2 separate regions of the Mus musculus genome follow, and region 2 is linked to region 1. A link is a loop called in an ENCODE intact Hi-C map of the cell type or tissue named here. Cell type or tissue: heart. All regions are shown on one strand. Links, peaks and the distances in the headings refer to the core of each region. The heading gives the core; the rest is flanking DNA. Region 1 holds the start of Gm10384 (a long non-coding RNA gene). Region 2 overlaps Gm34472 (a long non-coding RNA gene).

Region 1 (8,667 bases), core at 509-8,508:
CATTCTGTTTTAAAGGAAGGATCGGAACTTATCGGAGCTTGTGACTTATGTGGCTTCTACTTCCCTGGTTCCTTGAGTCTGGTGGGACTTTCTGGACTCTCCTGAGCACTCCATTCCATGAGTGGTACAGTTTTGCTTTACACTTGCTGTTTAGATATCTATTCTTTCCCAAGTATGGCGGACCCCAAGTTCCAATCTTGTCAACTGAACCTCCAGTACTATTATTGTAATTGGGTGTATACTAAGTTGGGGGATGTTTTTGTGTACTGTGTATTCATATGCCAGTTTCTGTACCCAGAGATCTGGTTGCAGTTCGGACTTTGGTATGACTGGTTTGTAAAACACTATTCTCCATCACTTCTGCCTCTCAAGAAGGAGATGCTGTTTCTTCCTTGCCTCTTCTCAGACTTTCACTCTGAAGAATGCCTGCAGGCCCACAAGGAGGACCACACAGTGAGAATTAACCTGCCAGTGGCCAGCACTAGCCAGCCAGGAGAGTGAACTCTCTTGGAGTGGTACAGCCTACCTTCAGTAAGCCTTCAGATGCTGGTAGCCTGGTACTCTTGAGCCACCTTGAGCCTGGTGGCCCTGTGAAAATGCTTCCCGACGTCAATGTCACAAGGTCGTGCTTATTGCTTTAAGCTGCTAAATGTTGAGGCAATTTCTTACTCAGCCACAGAGAACTGATGCATATCCTATCCCAAAGAGGGTTCTAGGAGAGGGACAGATGTGGCTCTAGTGTTGATGGTTGATGGGTGTCTTGAGAGACACCTAGGAGACTAGTAAGATATACTTCTGTGTGTGTCTGCAGAGACATTTCCAGAGATGGCGAGGTCTTGAGAGCTCTCACCACCAGATCACTGGTAGATTCCAAATTCCATGAGCCAAGACAACTGGGAAGTGGGACTGTGGCAGCTGGAGCCCGAGTTGGGAACTGCATGGGAAGGGGGTCACTGGGTTGTGCCCTTGAAGGGTCCTTTTGCGCCCTCTCTTCTTACTCTTCTCTCTCTTGGTTGCCATGAGGTTAGTAACTGGTCCTGTATGATGTTCTGACTTACCGCAGCCCAGGAACAACAGCCTCCAGCCATTTGAAGACCAGAATTTCTGCAGCCTCACACCAGAGCAAACACTTCCTCCCTGAAGTTGTTTTCTTATGACCACTTTTAGGGAGCACCGACTGACTAAGGAAGCGTCTCACTTCTGTACAAAGAGCTTCTGTATCACTTAGCTGTCCCTCTCCCCCCAGGATGCCACACCCTAATGACTTATGTGTTCTCTGCCCTCAAGATAAGCTTGTGGCCCTGAGAGCAGGGCCTGTGTCTTACTCATCCTTCATTAGCCAGATTATCAGCATCTCCATCTTTTCTATTGCTCGCCCCGATTGGTGTCTGTTGTGACGAGCAGGAACAGCCAATTCTGGGGCCTTTCTCCTCTCAGCTTCTTCCTTGGGCCATGGGACACACTTAGTTGTGTCTGTGCTTTGCAGGATGCAGATAATCCTGCCAGAGCCTACTGTGCTGCTGGGACTTTTCAGTCATTTCCTCTTCCCTAGAGAGGGAGCACAGTGGCTGCATCCTGTGACCCTTGGAGCCCAATTCTCTCTCTCTCTCTCTCTCTCTCTCTCTCTCTCTCTCTCTCTCTCACTTGCTCTCGCTCTCTCTCTCTCATGCGTGAGTCTTTAAACTTAGATCCTTGTCTCCAGCTTGCAAATAGATGATTAAGGAACTGAAGTGTTCGGGTCCGTCCTGGGTTGTGGTGTGTGTGTATGATATATGTGTATATATTTGATGTGTGTGCTATGTATGATGTATATGGCATGTGTGTGTGGTATGTATGATAGGTGGGTAGTGTAGGTGTGTATGTGTGATATGTATGAAACATATATATGTGTGGTGGTGTGTGTATGTATGGTTTTTAAACTTTTAAGGAAAATTACAAAGTATTTTAACATGCAAAAAAATAAAATGACGCCTTTGCATCTGCCTCTAAGAATAAACAGATGTTAACATTGTACCATATTTGTGTTAGATCTCTCTACTTAAAAATAAAATTAATTACTACAGATAGTGCCAAATACCTCCACTCTCTCCCACTCCCTAAAGTGAGAGTAGACAGGAGCTGATGTGCCCTGAAGAGCCTCCCTCCGCAGTTACTAGTTCATGCCTTTTCAAGACCACATCCATTGCTGTATCCATTTAAAACTTTTACATATGGCATCCTCCTGTCCACAGTAACTTTCCACTTCATTCTACTCTGCATTTTATTTTCCTCCTTTATAAGGTAGCAGTGTCCACACAACAAGACACAATGGTGATCCATAGCAGATCTGTCACTCTGAAAAGTCACCGCTAGGACCTTGATTTTTTGATATCCAAACACTATGCTGTGACGAATAGGAAGCCATGTCCGACTTCTGAATCTCAGAAGCAATCTGTGTCTGTCTGTCTCGTGGTGCTATACTTTGCCTGAAGCAACAAATGCCTGTGGTGATGGGGGGCGGGGGGATGGTTGGGGGCAGCTGAGAATTTCCCAAGCAAGAGTCTCAATTCATTCACCCACATTAACATCATCATCGTGGCTAAAGATGGGAAAGACTGGAAAACTAGACAACAAATCAACGAATGAAAAACTCGGAACAACGTCTGACGGGGGAGGTGAGGAGGGAGCCATTCTCTGCTCTCTCTGTGCACCACAAATCACCAAAGGCTTCCGAGCTGTGTGACTGGTTTTCCCTGTTCTTCCTGTTCAGTCTCCAGTTTCTGGGGAAGAGACTGATGTCACCATGGAGACAGGCACCAAGCATCCCCACCTCCATCTTGCTCAATGCAGCCATGGAAGCCCTAGGACTGAGGTCTTAGGAAGCCCAAGGACTAACTTCTTCTAGGTCCAGCCCTGCTCCTGCCTGCGACCATTCATCCAATAAACCAGTAGCTCATTGTCTCCTCTCCACAAGAATAAACTTGGACTTAAAGTACCAATAAGGCCTCTTAAACTATGAACCACAAGGTTTAACCTCACAAGGGAGTCTAACGCTATCTCCACTTTCTCGGGGATCTTTGTCAGCAGCTATGGCTCCCAGGGGTGGTACATGCTTTCAAGGAGAGAGAGAGAGAAAGAGAGGTCATGATTGATTAGTGATGTTTATGAAGCATAGGTAGAAAGCCTGAGAGGAAGTACAGCATTGTGTATTTATCCACCCCGACCTGCGCCGTTCCTGCCGCATTATTGCTTCTTTAATATGCTCATTGAACAAGCCCTGTGTAGCGTATGTTCTCCCTGCCTCCTTCCCACAGGAAGCTTAGTTTCTTCAAGTCTCACAGCTAGTTGACAGTGCAAGACATCCTAGCTGCCGCCACCACGAAGGCATTCTTCCCATGGGTGGGCTGAGACAGTGGATGGTGGCTGTGAGAACCTGCAGATTCTCAGTGCTGCAGGCCGTCAATACAGATGTCTAAACTGGCCCTCACCTTTTGAAAGTCTTGGCAGCAAGTCCAAGGTCACTTTCACTCTTAGCAGCCTGATTGAGGTGCATGCTGCTGTAAGTGGTGAGTCACCTGGGCTCCACCATCTCTGTTTTTCTGATGGAAGAAGACAGGCAGCCTGGCCTTGGGGATTTTAACTTGCAACAGGAAGACTGTATCCACTCTCATGTTGCCTGTGCTGGTCCTGCTGGGGTGTGCTGTTTGGTAAGGGCTTGTGCACATCTCTCTCCTTGCTATGTCGTGATGAAAAAGCAAGGCAAAAATCTATGGGACTTTAGAAAAGAATTTGCTAAAACACAAAAAGAATTCCTTCCCTGCTGGGGGTGGAAGTGAGGGGATGGCAGGTGCCCAGCAGAAACAAAGCCTTTGTAGAAAGAGGAGTGCCTGCACCTTCTGTGGTTCCCAGGGGCCCAGCCAAGAGATAGCTACTGAAGACCAGCCTTGGATGATTCCCCACCCCCACCCCCAGCCCTTGCTGCAGATCAAAGCATACTTGATGGGTTCAGATTACATAAATATTGAATAAGGACGCTGGGAAGACCAGAATCCTTAAAGGAGTTCGGGAGGAGGAGATACAGAAGATGGCAGCAGAAAATGCTGACTGTCAGATAAAGGCTGACAGGAAAGCTGATGACCACACAGTAACGATGGATCCTAACAATGGAGGCAGAGCCTCCTGGCCTGCGACCTGCACTTGACCGATTGGGTCAGGACAACTGGCAGGAAGAAAGCATTAATTTCTTAGTTTGATTTCCAGAAGTCTCCTCCTTTATCTGGAAGCTCTGCCCAATGAGTGCATTCATCCAGACTAACTTCCCCCCTACACACACACACACACACACACACCCCACATGTGCACACACTCTCACACATCTCACACATACATACACTTGTGCATACACACACACATGAGCACATATGCTTTCACACATGCACATGGATGCACACACACATGCACTCGCTCACATTCACACATATGCACACACACATATACACTCACTCATACACATATTCACAGTCACCACGCACACCTCGCACACCTACATAACTCACATCACACACACATTCACATTTACACAATGTACAACATGCATGCACTCACACACACACACAAGCACACACTCACATGTGCACATGCACATGTGCCTGTGCACACACTCACATAATACACTTGTACATGCGCACGCGCGCACACACACACACACACACACACTGACCTCACAGTGTCTTTTTCTCAGCCATGTCCTCACCTGAACCTTTAGTCAGCTGAGCCTCTGGACTGTCCGGCAACACCCCTGCAGCTGAGTTGCCATCCTTTATCCACCTCATTTGCTTCCTTCCTTTCGGCCCTTACTTGGGAAAGGCCTCCTGGTTTCAGAGGCCTCCTGGTTTCAGAGTCTCCTCTTCCTCCGCTTGCCCTTTCAAATGAGGAAGTGCCACATGGCCTTGAGAAAGTGAGGGGGAACTTACCAGGAGGACAAAGGGAAGCCTTATTCCAGGAAGAGGAAGCAGTTAGTACAAAGGCCCTAAGAAAGCAAATTAAAAGAGACAGCCAGAAACCTGGGCCCGTGTTAAGGTGGGGTGAACTTTCCTTGAAAATAATTTTGTTTAGTCATTAAAATGGTCAAAAGAGTTACTTATTAGCTCTATGTATGTTTATATTAATTGTTTCTCTGATCATAGACAAAGAAGTAATCTTAAAATTGATAAGAAAGTTGGAGAAAAATGGAATTAAGTAAGAAATTGATTTTTGAAAATAGCCAATAAACCCACAGGGGGAGAAATGAGAAACAAACAAACAAGATCAGTTCACAGGAAAACAATGACAGCTGACTCAAATACATACAAGACATTTGACCTCAGCTCAATACACAAAATAACAATTAATTCTCTATTGAGCTATCACCGTGACCTATTTCATTGACAGGAAACAAAGACTTTGATAGCATCTTCTCTTGGCTCTTTCGAACACTGATGGTAGGACTTTAGCATAGATCCAGTGGAGAGCAATCTGGCAACACCTAATCAAATTGTAAAGGCTTTGGCCAACAATCCCCCTCTCAGATTTTATTGAAGTGGTGCACTCTGTATGTGTGAGGTGATGTGTGTTGGGAGTGTTGGTCACAGCCTTCATGTAACAGTAGGTTTAGGCAGTGGCTCCACATCCATCCAGAGAGCATCATTAGACAGCTTTCAGCCTGACTGTACAGCAGAGGCAGGCTCTCTGTATGAACAGAGCTCTAACATAGGTATGAAGGACTAACAACATGAAGAACAGGCTCTTTAGTACATTGTGTGCAAAGTAGAGCTAGAAAAAGGGAAATGTGTACTCATACTTTCTTATAAAGGTGTAAAGGAAGTTGGGCTGGGTCCAAAAGAACTTAAGTGTTTGTCCCTGTGAACAAGTGTGGGAGTAGAGAGAACCACACCAACAGGTGACAAGGGTCTCCACTTAGACCTTGTCCCTTATTCTATGAATATGTGGACCCTATTCTAAGCAGCATGTGTGCTCTTGTGCACGCACGCGCACACACACACTTGTGCATAAATAAATAAATAAATAAATAAACAAATACATTCCTTTTTTGTAGTCTTTTTCAGAAAAGCTTTTTATAGCCTGGCTGCCCAGCACCTTCTTTTATAACTCACAAATTGTCCTCAGTAATTCTTAAGTATTAAAACAAACAAAACCAAAAATACCCCAAAACAACACATAAATGTCTTTGGAGGCAGCTCTGATTTTTAGTTGTTATGACCCCCTCCCACCCCCCACCCCCGGTCACCCTCTCCTCCTCCTCCTCCTTGCCCCTCCTCTGGAAGCATGGACTAGGTTCTTTCTAGTAGTTCTTTCCCAGTCAAGTTGTCATGTTTAGGTGGCGTCTCTGGAGTAAAGTCTGAAGCTGCCCTCTATTCTGGTGTCTTTCTTTGTTCTTTGGCCATTCCTCTCCTGAAGTATGTAAGAACTGGTCACTCTGTGCTTTGTAGTTGTTTGTCCAGACCCCATACCGTGTGCATGTCAGTTGTGCCTACCCAATCTGGGCACCTTGAAAAAAAAACTTTCCTAGCCGGGTAGTGGTGGCGCATGCCTTTAATCCTAGCACTTGGGAGGCAGAGGCAGGTGGATTTCTGAGTTTGAGGCCAGCCTGGTCTACAAAGTGAGTTCCAGGATAGCCATGGCTACACAGAGAAACCCTGTCTCGAAAACAAAAACAAAAACAAACAAAAACAAAACTTTCCAACAACTTCATGAAAATCCTTCAAACAAGGAACTGCTGTGCTGGAGAGCAAGGCAGCTGGTTGCTCAGTTACTCAGAGGTGTGGCAGGAGGCAGTGTCTGGAGAGTCCTGGAGGTGAGGGCAATGTCCAACTCCACAAGTAACAATGGTCCTGCCAGGTGTGTTAAGCAACTGCTCTCTGTAGATTTTGTTTTATTTATTATTATTGTATGTGCATATGGCACGTGTATGTGCATGTGTGTGTGTATGTATGTGTGTGTAGATTGTGTATGTATGTGTGTGTGTGTGTGTGTGTGTGTGTGTGTGTGTGTAGATCAGAAGACAACTTCCAAAAATCATTTCTCTCCTTCTACTGTGGGTTCTGGGGAATTGAACTGAAGTCAGCAGGCTTCGTGGCAAGTGCCTTGATGTCATCCCGATGGCCCCAACTGCTCTCTTTAAAAGGCACCATTAAGTTGGTCTGGTGGCACAGGCCTGAAATTCTACCTTTTTGGAAGGATGAGGCACGAGGATCGCAAGGTTCCAGGTCAGCCTGGGCAGCTTCATGGCATCCTGCCTGAAAAAAAAATGTCAAGAGAGGGGTGGGGTTGGTAGGAGACAGAACTCCACGGTACAGGTGCTGGTCCTCGGGATGCTGACTGAATGCTTACTATCCGGAAGCTCTTCTAGGAGGTCCTTACGTCCCAGAGAGAGAGAAGGAAGGTGAAAGGGAGGGAGGGAGGGAGGGAGGGAGGGTAGAAGATAGAGGTCAATACTGAGTATCTTGGGTCAGCCAGATGTCTCAATAGGTAAAGATGTCTGCCAGCAAACTTGAAGGCTGACTTCAAACCCTAGGACCCATGGTGGCAGGAGAGAACCAAGTTTTTCAAACTGTTCTTTGACCTCTAGGTGTGTGGCCCTCAACACCCCCATGTGTGTGCTCACACCCCCCATGTGTGTGCACTTATACCCCCATGTGTGCACTCACACCCCCCATGTGTGTGCACTCACACCCCCATGTGTGCACTCACACCCCCATGTGTGCACTCACACCCCCTATGTGTGCACTCACACCCCCCATGTGTGCACTCACACCCCCCATGTGTGTGCACTCACACCCCCCCCATGTGTGTGCACTCACATTCCCCATGTGTGTGCACTCACATACACATTTTTAAAATATTGAGCATTTTCTGTCCATTCTCTACCTTATTTTTAAAGATAAGATCTGTCACTGAACCTGGAGTTTACTGATTAGCTAGACTGACTGACTGGAGTCAGTCAAAGAGTAGGAAGGATTCCCTCACCCCCCTCTCTCCCAACCTACCCCCCTTCTCCCCCAACCTTCAGAGTTTCTGTATGTAGCCCTGGCTGTCCTGGCACTTGACATGCAGACCAAGCTGGCCTTGACCTCCTTGAGATCTGTCGGTCTCTGCCTCCCGAGTGCTGGGGTTAAGGGTGTGTGCCATACACCCTCTCCCAAGGGACTCTTTTGTTTTGTCCCTCCAGCTGTAGGGAAGCACTGTACACCAGACCAGGACACCCAGCTATTTGCATGGTATCAGGGTCTGTACTAATGCTCCCTATGCTTGCTCAGCAAGGTCTTTTTTGACTGAGCCACCTTGGCGGCGTCCCCTTCAGTCTCCACACCCTGTGGATGGCACCTGTCACTCCTTTGTCAAGCAGATGCTGCACGGAGGATGAGAGCTTACGCCTCACAGATGACTCACTGCAAGCTAACCTTTGGTAAGAGCTCTGCCCAGTTGTGTCTCATGCTTCATCCTCAGGATTACAGGTCTGTCTTTGACGACACAGTTGTGGTCCCAGCCAGTGACAATGCCTAGAGCATAGGGGCTGCCTGCTCATCATCTTTATTCTCTCGTCTGGCCCTGGCTTTCAGAGTAGATGGCTGAACACTTAGTCAGGTGTTAGTCTAGCACTATGTGCCTAGATCATCGCCATCCCATGGA
Region 2 (8,667 bases), core at 188-8,187, 51 kb before region 1:
TTCTAAGAAACCATGAATGAGTGGCCATTTTTGGTTTGGTTTGGTTTGGTTTTCGAGACAGGGTTTCTCTGTATAGCCCTGGCTGTCCTGGAACTCACTTTGTAGACCAGGCTGGCCTCGAACTCAGAAATCTGCCTGCTTCTGCCTCCCGAGTGCTAGGATTAAAGGCGTGTGCCACCACCGCCCAGCAAGTGGCCATTTTTTATGAATCTGTTCCTCAGGCTTGAACACTTGGGCTCTGATAATCCCCCTGCCTTAGCCTCCACAGTAGCTGGGATTACCACTTAGTGCCCTGGTTTCAGGGATCACCATGGCAAGCGCATTCCCCTCTGCTCCCGGTCCTGAAGGCCTTAAAGACGGTTTCTTGCTGCAAGTCATGGAAGAAAGGGAGTCAGGTATTCACTTTAGGATTCCAATCTGTTTACGTGCTTGACCTGTCTCTGGAGCTGACATTGACAGAGTCGCAGTGACTTCTGATGGGATTCAAGAAAAAACATTTTCATACGGCTTTCACTTTCCAAAGCCAGCCACATCAGGAGTTAGGTGGTGAGACTTAGCCTTTGAGTGGTTTCTGCAATAATCTAACCTTGTTGTATTACACTAAATTTTTGTATGTGTATACATGAAGAATTTTTTCTTGTTATAATTATGCCTTTAAAAACTATTCCTTAATGCCAGGTAGTAGTGGTGCACGCCTTTAATTCTAGCACTTGAGGGGCAGAAGCAGGCAGATTTCTGTGTTCGAGGCCAGCCTGGTCCATAGAGTGAGTTCCAGGACAGCTAGGGCTACACAGAGAAACCCTGTCTCGAAAAACAACAACAACAAACAAAAACCAAGCAACCAAGCAACCAAACAACCCTATTCCTTAAAATGGACCCCTTATTTTAGATTGTTTTCAATAAAAGAAATTGGAGAGTCATGACCTCAAAGCTTAGATAAGATTCTGACCTTTTTTTAAAAAAAAAAAAAAAAGCTTTCCAAGACTTGAGCTAAATGAATGGTGCTAGCTATCTCCCACACAATAATCTTGCTGAAAGCTATTTAGGTATTTATTACTATTCAGTATGCTGGGGTGGGGGTGGGGGCAGAACACTGTGCCTTCTGCTCAGGAGACCTCCTACTGAGCTACATCCCTGCCCTACAATATTATTTTTGATGACTTAAGTTCATATCCACTCAGGTAGGAGCCAATCAGCATACTGACTAAGAAGCAGGAAGCCCTCTTGGGTCTGTAAGCATGTGCATAAATTATGGTACGCCTGAGTGTGCTGGAATGGCCAGGCAGCAAGGCATGCTTGGCTGCTGCTAAGGGAATGCAGGAACATTTTGTGAATAGAGAAAGACTTGTCCCAGTAAGGCCTACTGTCACCTCTAGCATGTAAGGAACCTTCGGATGTCAGCCTCTGTCTGTGGGCACAGCAAGGAAACCAAACATGTAGGCCTTTGAAATGGTAAAGATGCATGTCCCAAGAGCAAAGCTTCATATTTCAAGGTCCAATGAGTCACTGAAGTAGTAAGATTTGGAGTCTTCCTTCTAAGGTTCAGACAGGAGAGCTATGGGAGAGCCATATGCACAGCAAAGCCAGACACTGCGGAGGCCCTGCCTCCCTGCCTCTGTTCCTCTCTTCTTTCTTAGTCTTCTTGGGAAGCAAACAGGGCTTCTTTGTGTACCTCCTTTGGGACATTTGAGGGACACACACACTTTTTATCAATGTTGCTAGTTTATCCTTGTCTTGCTTCCATGCCTTCTAAGCTGGCAAATCCTGAAAGATGGTATTAGCAGTTTGGAATTAATTCTATTTGTACAAAAAAGTACAAGCAATTCAGAACAGAAATCAATCAGAAAACATTCATAATAATTGACAAGATAGTAGTTAACTTCTTCCTTTCCTCCTCTTCCTTCTTCTCCTCGTCCTCCCCCTCCTCCTCCTTCTTCATTGAGACAGGGTCTCAGGTATTGCAGGCTGTCCTCAAACTCAATATGCATCTGCGGATGACCTTGAACTTCTAACCCTTCTACTTGTTCATCCCAAGTGCTAGGATTGCAGGTGTGTGCCACTACGCTGGATCTATGAGGTACTGAGGATCAAATCCAGTGTCTCTGACATGCTACACAATCCTTCTACCATAATGTGTGTGTGTGTGTGTGTGTGTGTGTGTACATTGTGCTGGAAACTAACCCAGGGCCTTTTTTCTACTGGACAAAGTCTCTATGGTTGAGCTACACACCCAACACCAAAGAATAGTTTTAAAAAGAAACTATAATAAGCCCAACAGTACTTTTGTGATACCTAGGGATACCTTTGTTTGTGGTGAAATGTCCAGAATATCCTTATCTGAGCAGGGACTCTGGAGGCTGACCCCAAGGCTCTGCACATGCTAAGAAGACTATCACTGACGACACATCAGTACCTTCTCCAGATTGTGATTTAAAGTCAAGGTCTCACTATAAGGACCTAGTTGGCCTGGTACTCACTGTAGAGCAGGCTAGCCTATAGCTCACAGAACTCTGCCTGTTGCCTCCCAAGTGCTAAGAATAAAGGCTTGTACCATCATGATGAGCTTCAGCCATGTTCTGAGAGAGATTATTTTTGATTTTAGAGTGTGAAAACTCAAACATTGATTCACTAACTTGCAAAAACAAATAAAAAAACAAAAAACACATAAACAAAACAAGTCCCCTTCTCCCTTACGTCTGCGATTTACTTTGGTAAAAGGAGTGAGACCCTTTCCTCTCTAGTGGGTCTCTCCGCTCTGTGCCTGTCATTCCTTCTGTCTGCTAGTGCTTTTAGCTTTTAATGATCTTCTGGAACCTTGGCTGTAACTGCAGCAGGGCCAGGTGAGCAAGTCCTGAGTCTCCCTTTGCATCTGACATGTCCCACACTGCAACCACGTTTGGGTGAACACTAAGTAAATCTTTGTTGACTGAAGCGTCTAAGTCAATTCATTCCTGTGGCTCTCTGAAAGCGTGCTTGTTATTTATTAAGCGCCCACAATGGGTCAAAGAGTCAATGAATTTCAGAGCTGGAGGGGTTTTAGAGGTGACCTTGTCCAACCCCTTCATTTTATAAACAGGAAGCTGAAATCCAGAGAGAGGGCTCTGCCCAAGGTCAGACACCAAGAACACTCAGAGCTGAAAACGAAACTCAGTGAAGGCTCTTGGTTCTTACTGCAGCCCTGTTATTTCTACCCTCTAGTTTATAATGTAATTATAACAAGTATTTGTAGCTGAAGACATTAGCATATCAGAAGGATGACCTTAGAATCTATATGTAGTTAAGAGAAAACTGATAAAAAGAGAGAAAAGAAGGGAAAGTGAACAGCTCTAAATACTTGTTTTAGAGTTGATTTGACATTAGTTATATTGCATTATCTTCCTGAACAAGATGTAGAGATGGCAAAAGGACAAAATAGAACATGCAAGAAAAACATCGAAAACAAACTAATAAAAGTTAAAAAAAAAAGGAGCCAGGCTAGAGTGAGTATTGCATAGAATGTGTGTCTGAAATCCCTGACAATAGCGGTAAGATGGCTCAGTGCCAGAGGACACACCAAGAAGTTACACAGTTCACAGTTCTCAGATGACAAACCTGCTAGCTCTGGAAAGGCTCAACTCCTTTCACTAATGAAGCCCAAAGAGAACATCCTCTCATGAGGGCTCCTACACCTTAAAGTAAACGAGGATAAATTGGAATCAGAAGGACCACCTTTCTGAGGACTCATCCCATCTGGGTCATGTCCCTTGAAGAGACTTTTCAAGTCACGACACCCCTGTGTTCCACATTTGTGGAAGGGAGAAGGAAACCGGGCCACCTCCACCGGGGGGGGGGGGGGGGGGGGAGAGAAGGGGAATACACACATTAGGTACAGATTCTGCTACCCCCGCCCCTTCCAGGCTTGATTGGAAGGAGCTAGATCTGGCTGGATCCAGGACCTTCTGTGTGAACAATCCTAAGTTCCTGCCCCCAAGGGAGTTTACGCTTATCAAAGAGGAAGTCTAGAACCTGGGCCAACTCCCAAAAGGGCTGCTTCCCCTGACTGCCCAGAAGAGCCCTTTAGAGGATGCAGAAATGAATTTCCTGGAAAACTGCTTAGAGCTCCGAGTGCCTAGGTATCCCAAGTTTCAGTGCTTGGAGATAGAGGGATAGGGAAGGGAGATGGGAGAAAACAGGAGAGCCATTCCCCCACTGGAACACAGAAGAGTGCTCTTTGACCTAAAACCCAGCCAAACAAACACAAGTTTAGGCTCTTTTTCTAGTTTGGTCTTCTGGTCTACTAAGGAAAATGTCACTGAGAATAATCAATTAGAACTTGAACTCCGCGTCAAAGCTAGGATGGTATTTTGCCACATGGGGGAAAAGAATCATGTATCCACATACAAGATAACGCCCCCAGTCTTTAGCTTTGCTCTATGATTAAATAAACTTGGGAGGAAAACAAACTCTTAAAGGAGCTGGGGTAAGCAGAGGGTCAGCTCACTCATCCAAACGTGTCTGTCCACGGTTATTCCAACGTAATATTTTTATATACAAGTAAGGTCAGCAGGAGAAGCAACTAATTTGAAAATCAGTTTCCAGTCTTGTATTTGCTTCCTCTCATGGCTCCCAAGCTTAGAAGGCTGCATTTGCTCTGCAGAGTCTGTAGGATTTGATTCACAGTAATGGTGGGGATTTATAGGGACTCTCCTGGAACTCTGCCTTCTGTACAAACTTACCTTCTACAAGATAAGCTGGGGAACACTGAAGTAATGACACTGTACTTCGAGATAAGTTGGGGAATGGTGAGGTAATGTAAGCTGCTGCCTACGATGTTTCTGGGATTCCTCTTGTGGCGTCACTCTCTGAGGCTCTTACACTTGATTTTATGTGTAACAAAGTGGGCTTCTTCCAGTGTGGCTCTGATATGTGAAAACTCACAAAGCCACTCAAGGGTCAGTTGGAATGACTGAGATGAACAGTTGCTCAAACTGGGTGATGTCATTGTTGTCATCATAATCATTATCACCACCACCCCCATCATCACCATCATTACCACCACCACCACCATCGTCATCGTTGTGGTTTTTTGAGAAAGAGTCTCACTATGTAGCCTTTGCTGACTTGGAACTCACTATGTAGAACAGGAAGGCCTTCAAATACATATAGATACCTCTGTCTTTACCTCCTGAGTGCTGGAATTTAAGGCATGTGCCATCATGCCCAGCTGGATAATACTATTTTTGGTTGAAGACTTGTCAGGTCCAAAATATAATTATTTTATTTTCCAATGACCCTGACGAATTTTGACAAGGACACATATTTATGGAAGAAGAATTTACCTTCTATTATTCTCAAGAAATGGAAGTGTGGAATGGAAACAGCTTCTCCAGGACTAGTTCATCTGGTTCTTCTGTTTGTAATTACCCTTCTGGGGGCTCAAGCTACTTGTTTTATAAGCAACATAATAATTGCGTTCTTAGTTGCTGGCAAAGCACAGTCCATATTCAAATGTAAGATAATCACTAAAGCAAATTGTCCTTCACCCACCAATTTAGTAAGACCCGATGCCCTTACAGTTACCTTTATCTTGAGCCATGGAGGACACTTGAATCATCCAGTTACTCACTTAAGTGTGCCTTCTATTCATTTCAGCTTGAACCTGCTTTCTTGAGTTTCCACATCAATTTGATAATATAAAAGAGAAACTTAGGTGGCCTTGTTGATAGTCGGTAGTGTTAGGATTTTTGAAGTCTCCTGTCGCTTCTTGTATCCTCAGGATTGTGTAATGTTTTAAGTACAAAGGATAGCTCTCCCCAGCATTCCTTTGTGTTTCTTATATGTGACAGCAAAAGATTGCAGTTACTTTTTTTGAGCCATTCAAAGATTTTAGTAAACAGCTAGAAAAGGAGACAATATTCTCCTATGTATTTCCTCTATGAATTCTTGGTTGTTTTTTTCCTTAGCAGTTGAATTATAAATGGTGCAGCTTGGAATAAACACATACAGACACACACACACACACACACACACACACACACACACACACAGGTACAGGCATACACTACACAGATATACATATACAGACACACAGATGTGTGTCACACATAGACACACATTATTTTATGTCTTTGCCATCTTATTGTCTGTTACTCTTCTTACTCCTTAAAGATCAGCCTCTTTGCTTTTATACACACACACACACACACACACACACACACAAAAAGGTGTTTTATCCTTTTGGGTTTTAATTCTGAGAATTCTATAAAAGATAATATAATGCTGTTTACTGTGGTGGTTTGAATATGCTTGGCCCATGGGGAGTGGCACTGTTACAAGGCATGACCTTGTTGGAGGAAGTATGTCACTGCTAGAGTGGGCTTTGCCATCCAATATTCAGGCTCCACCCAGTGCAGAAGACAGTCTTCTCCTAGCTGTCTTAAGATCAAGGTGTAGAACTCTTAGCTTCTTCTCCAACACCAAGTCTGCCTGGATGATGCTGTGCTTCCCACCATGAGGACTGAACCTCTGAAACGGTAAGCCAGCCCCAGCTAAATGTTTGTCTTGTTAAGAGTTGCCTTGGTCATGGTGTCTCTTCACAGGAATGAAACCCTGAGACAATTGTCTACCTGCAATTGTGAGGCCATTTGACTAAGAAAAAGAAAAAAGAAAAGAAAAGAAAACAGGTGTGTGTGCAGCTGTGCATACATGCTGTTCACTTGTGCATACAGTCGTGAGTGCAGCTGTGCATACAGGTGTGCGTGCACCTGTGCATACATGCTGTTCACCTGTGCATATGGCCACATGGTTGTCTCAGTGAGCAGAGCTGTGCGGCAGAGGTGAGAGGGGAGAACATCTTGAAGACATGCTTTTTAAACCTAAGTTTTAAATCTTGAAGAATGCAGTCCCAATGAATGATTAAAAACAAAACAAAAAAATACCTGCTGGCTTAAAAAAGGAAATGAAGAGAAGAATCAAGGAAAAATAAATACTGCTTGTGATTCTGAGTCTGGAATTTGGTGTGAAGAACAATTGGGAAATTCTGTCTATCTGAACAGATGAGCCTCTAGTTCACTGCTGCTCAGTCTGTGGATGGCAACCCCTTTTGGGTACCAAACATCCTTTCACAAGAGCAGAATATCAGATACCCCGCATACCAGGTATTCATGTCAGGATTCATTAACAGTAGCAAAATTACAATTGTAAAGTAGCAACAAAAACAATTTTGTGGTTGGTGGTAACCACAACCTGAGGAGAGTCACAGTGATAGGAAGGCTTGGAATCACTGCTCTAGTGCTATAACTAGAACCACTGGCGTTTACTGCATTAAGAAACCTTTCCTATCTCAAGGTAATACTATGGATCACAAAGATAACTGACATCTGGCTGTGGTCTCTACATGTAGGCATGTGTACCTGCACACTGCTGTATGTATCACACTCATATACATAACACACCACACTTTGCATACCACAACCTGGTCTCTGCCATGCACTGTGTCTTTGTCACCTTGAGGATCCCTGCACTGTTCCTCTCTTTGTCCCCTAACACTGTTGCATGGCACTTTCCTCTAATTGAACCATCCCCCGAGGAGGGAGGGAGGGAGAGGGTCAAAGGTCTCCTAAGGTTGACACAAGGTCACTTGTTTTAGAGAACAGCAACTTGGACCATTCTCAAGGCCCCATTCCAGCAGTTTAAAATGAGTAAACAACTGTAGGGGAGGAGACTGTTAATCAGGCCAAGGGCAGAGAGAAGAGTTGTGGGTTTTGTTTGTTTGTTTTTGTTTTGTTTTGTTTTTGAGGGTGGAGCTGTCTGCAAGCTGCCAGAAAGCTCCAGGGTTGCAGCTCCTTGAGTTTTTCTGGTATTTTGTGACCATTATTGGGGTGGGCTTTCTGTGATTCAGCTGCTCTTGGGTCACCCCTTGCTCCTCGTAAGCAACCCTAACAAACACTGCTTCACCAAGTTGGCCACTGGTGTAATTGTTACTTAATTGGTCAGTCACGAACTCCCTCTAGGCAGTGAATAGAGGAGTGTGTCCTGTTTTCCCAGGAAAAGACAACTAACTACACAAGACACTTAGCAATACTTAAGGCTTAGTGGCTAATTAGATCAAGGGTGGCCCTCCAGAACTGAGATGCCATTGAGGGTAGGGACCCACGAGAGGAGACTTCCCAAGCTGTGCTGTGCCTTTCCACTGTTTCCCTGCAGTATAATATAGGATGAAATTTTATGGGTGTTTTGATTTGTTTTCTTTAGTGTCAGCAGTGACAAATGCTTGTAGACAGAACAAGGGCGTGTCCTGTCAGCCTGTCTCACCTTCTCAGCCAGAATATAATACTGCCGCAAAGGACTTCTATTTCCTGGGTTCCAGGGTCTGGGGAGGGCTGAGTTAGGCCTTAGTGTGTAGTCCACAAATTTCTGATCTTCATAAATTGAGTTAGTATTCGACTGAGGACGCTGGCTTTCTCTAACCATGTGATGGGCCAACATCCTATAGATGGAGTCTGACTACAAACTGTGAAAAATAGTAAACTCAGAGTCAGCCTCTGAGGACCTTATATTCTCATCTAGGACTCTGCCATTGATGCATCCTTTTTTTTCTTTTTTCTTTTGGTTTTTGAGACAGGGTTTCTCTGTATAGCCCTGGCTGTCCTGGAACTCACTTTGTAGACCAGGCTGGCCTCGAACTCA

The links. Peaks named below come from ENCODE experiments on the same cell type or tissue, not always from the same donor. Only the 100,000 strongest peaks of a DNase experiment are listed, where the experiment ranks them.
Region 2: it touches region 1 in a loop (2.1-fold over the local background); 3 of 42 quality-filtered maps call a loop at or near these places.

What each region holds. Positions count from the first base shown.
Region 1 is chr15:36,874,956-36,883,622 of GRCm38, forward strand. Gm10384 (a long non-coding RNA gene) reads right to left here and starts at 5,086. Exons shown (of 2, transcript XR_875155.3): 1 at 4,733-5,086. In heart, for the core only: no CTCF peak of the experiment used is centred there; DNase peaks (open chromatin) are centred at 1,286, 1,346 and 4,846; H3K27ac peaks cover 3,103 bases.
Region 2 is chr15:36,824,204-36,832,870 of GRCm38, forward strand. The region is part of intron 1 of Gm34472 (a long non-coding RNA gene); the gene reads right to left. Among named protein-coding and RNA genes, the nearest start is that of Gm34472, 14 kb to the right of the region's middle. In heart, for the core only: no CTCF peak of the experiment used is centred there; a DNase peak (open chromatin) is centred at 3,988; H3K27ac peaks cover 1,441 bases.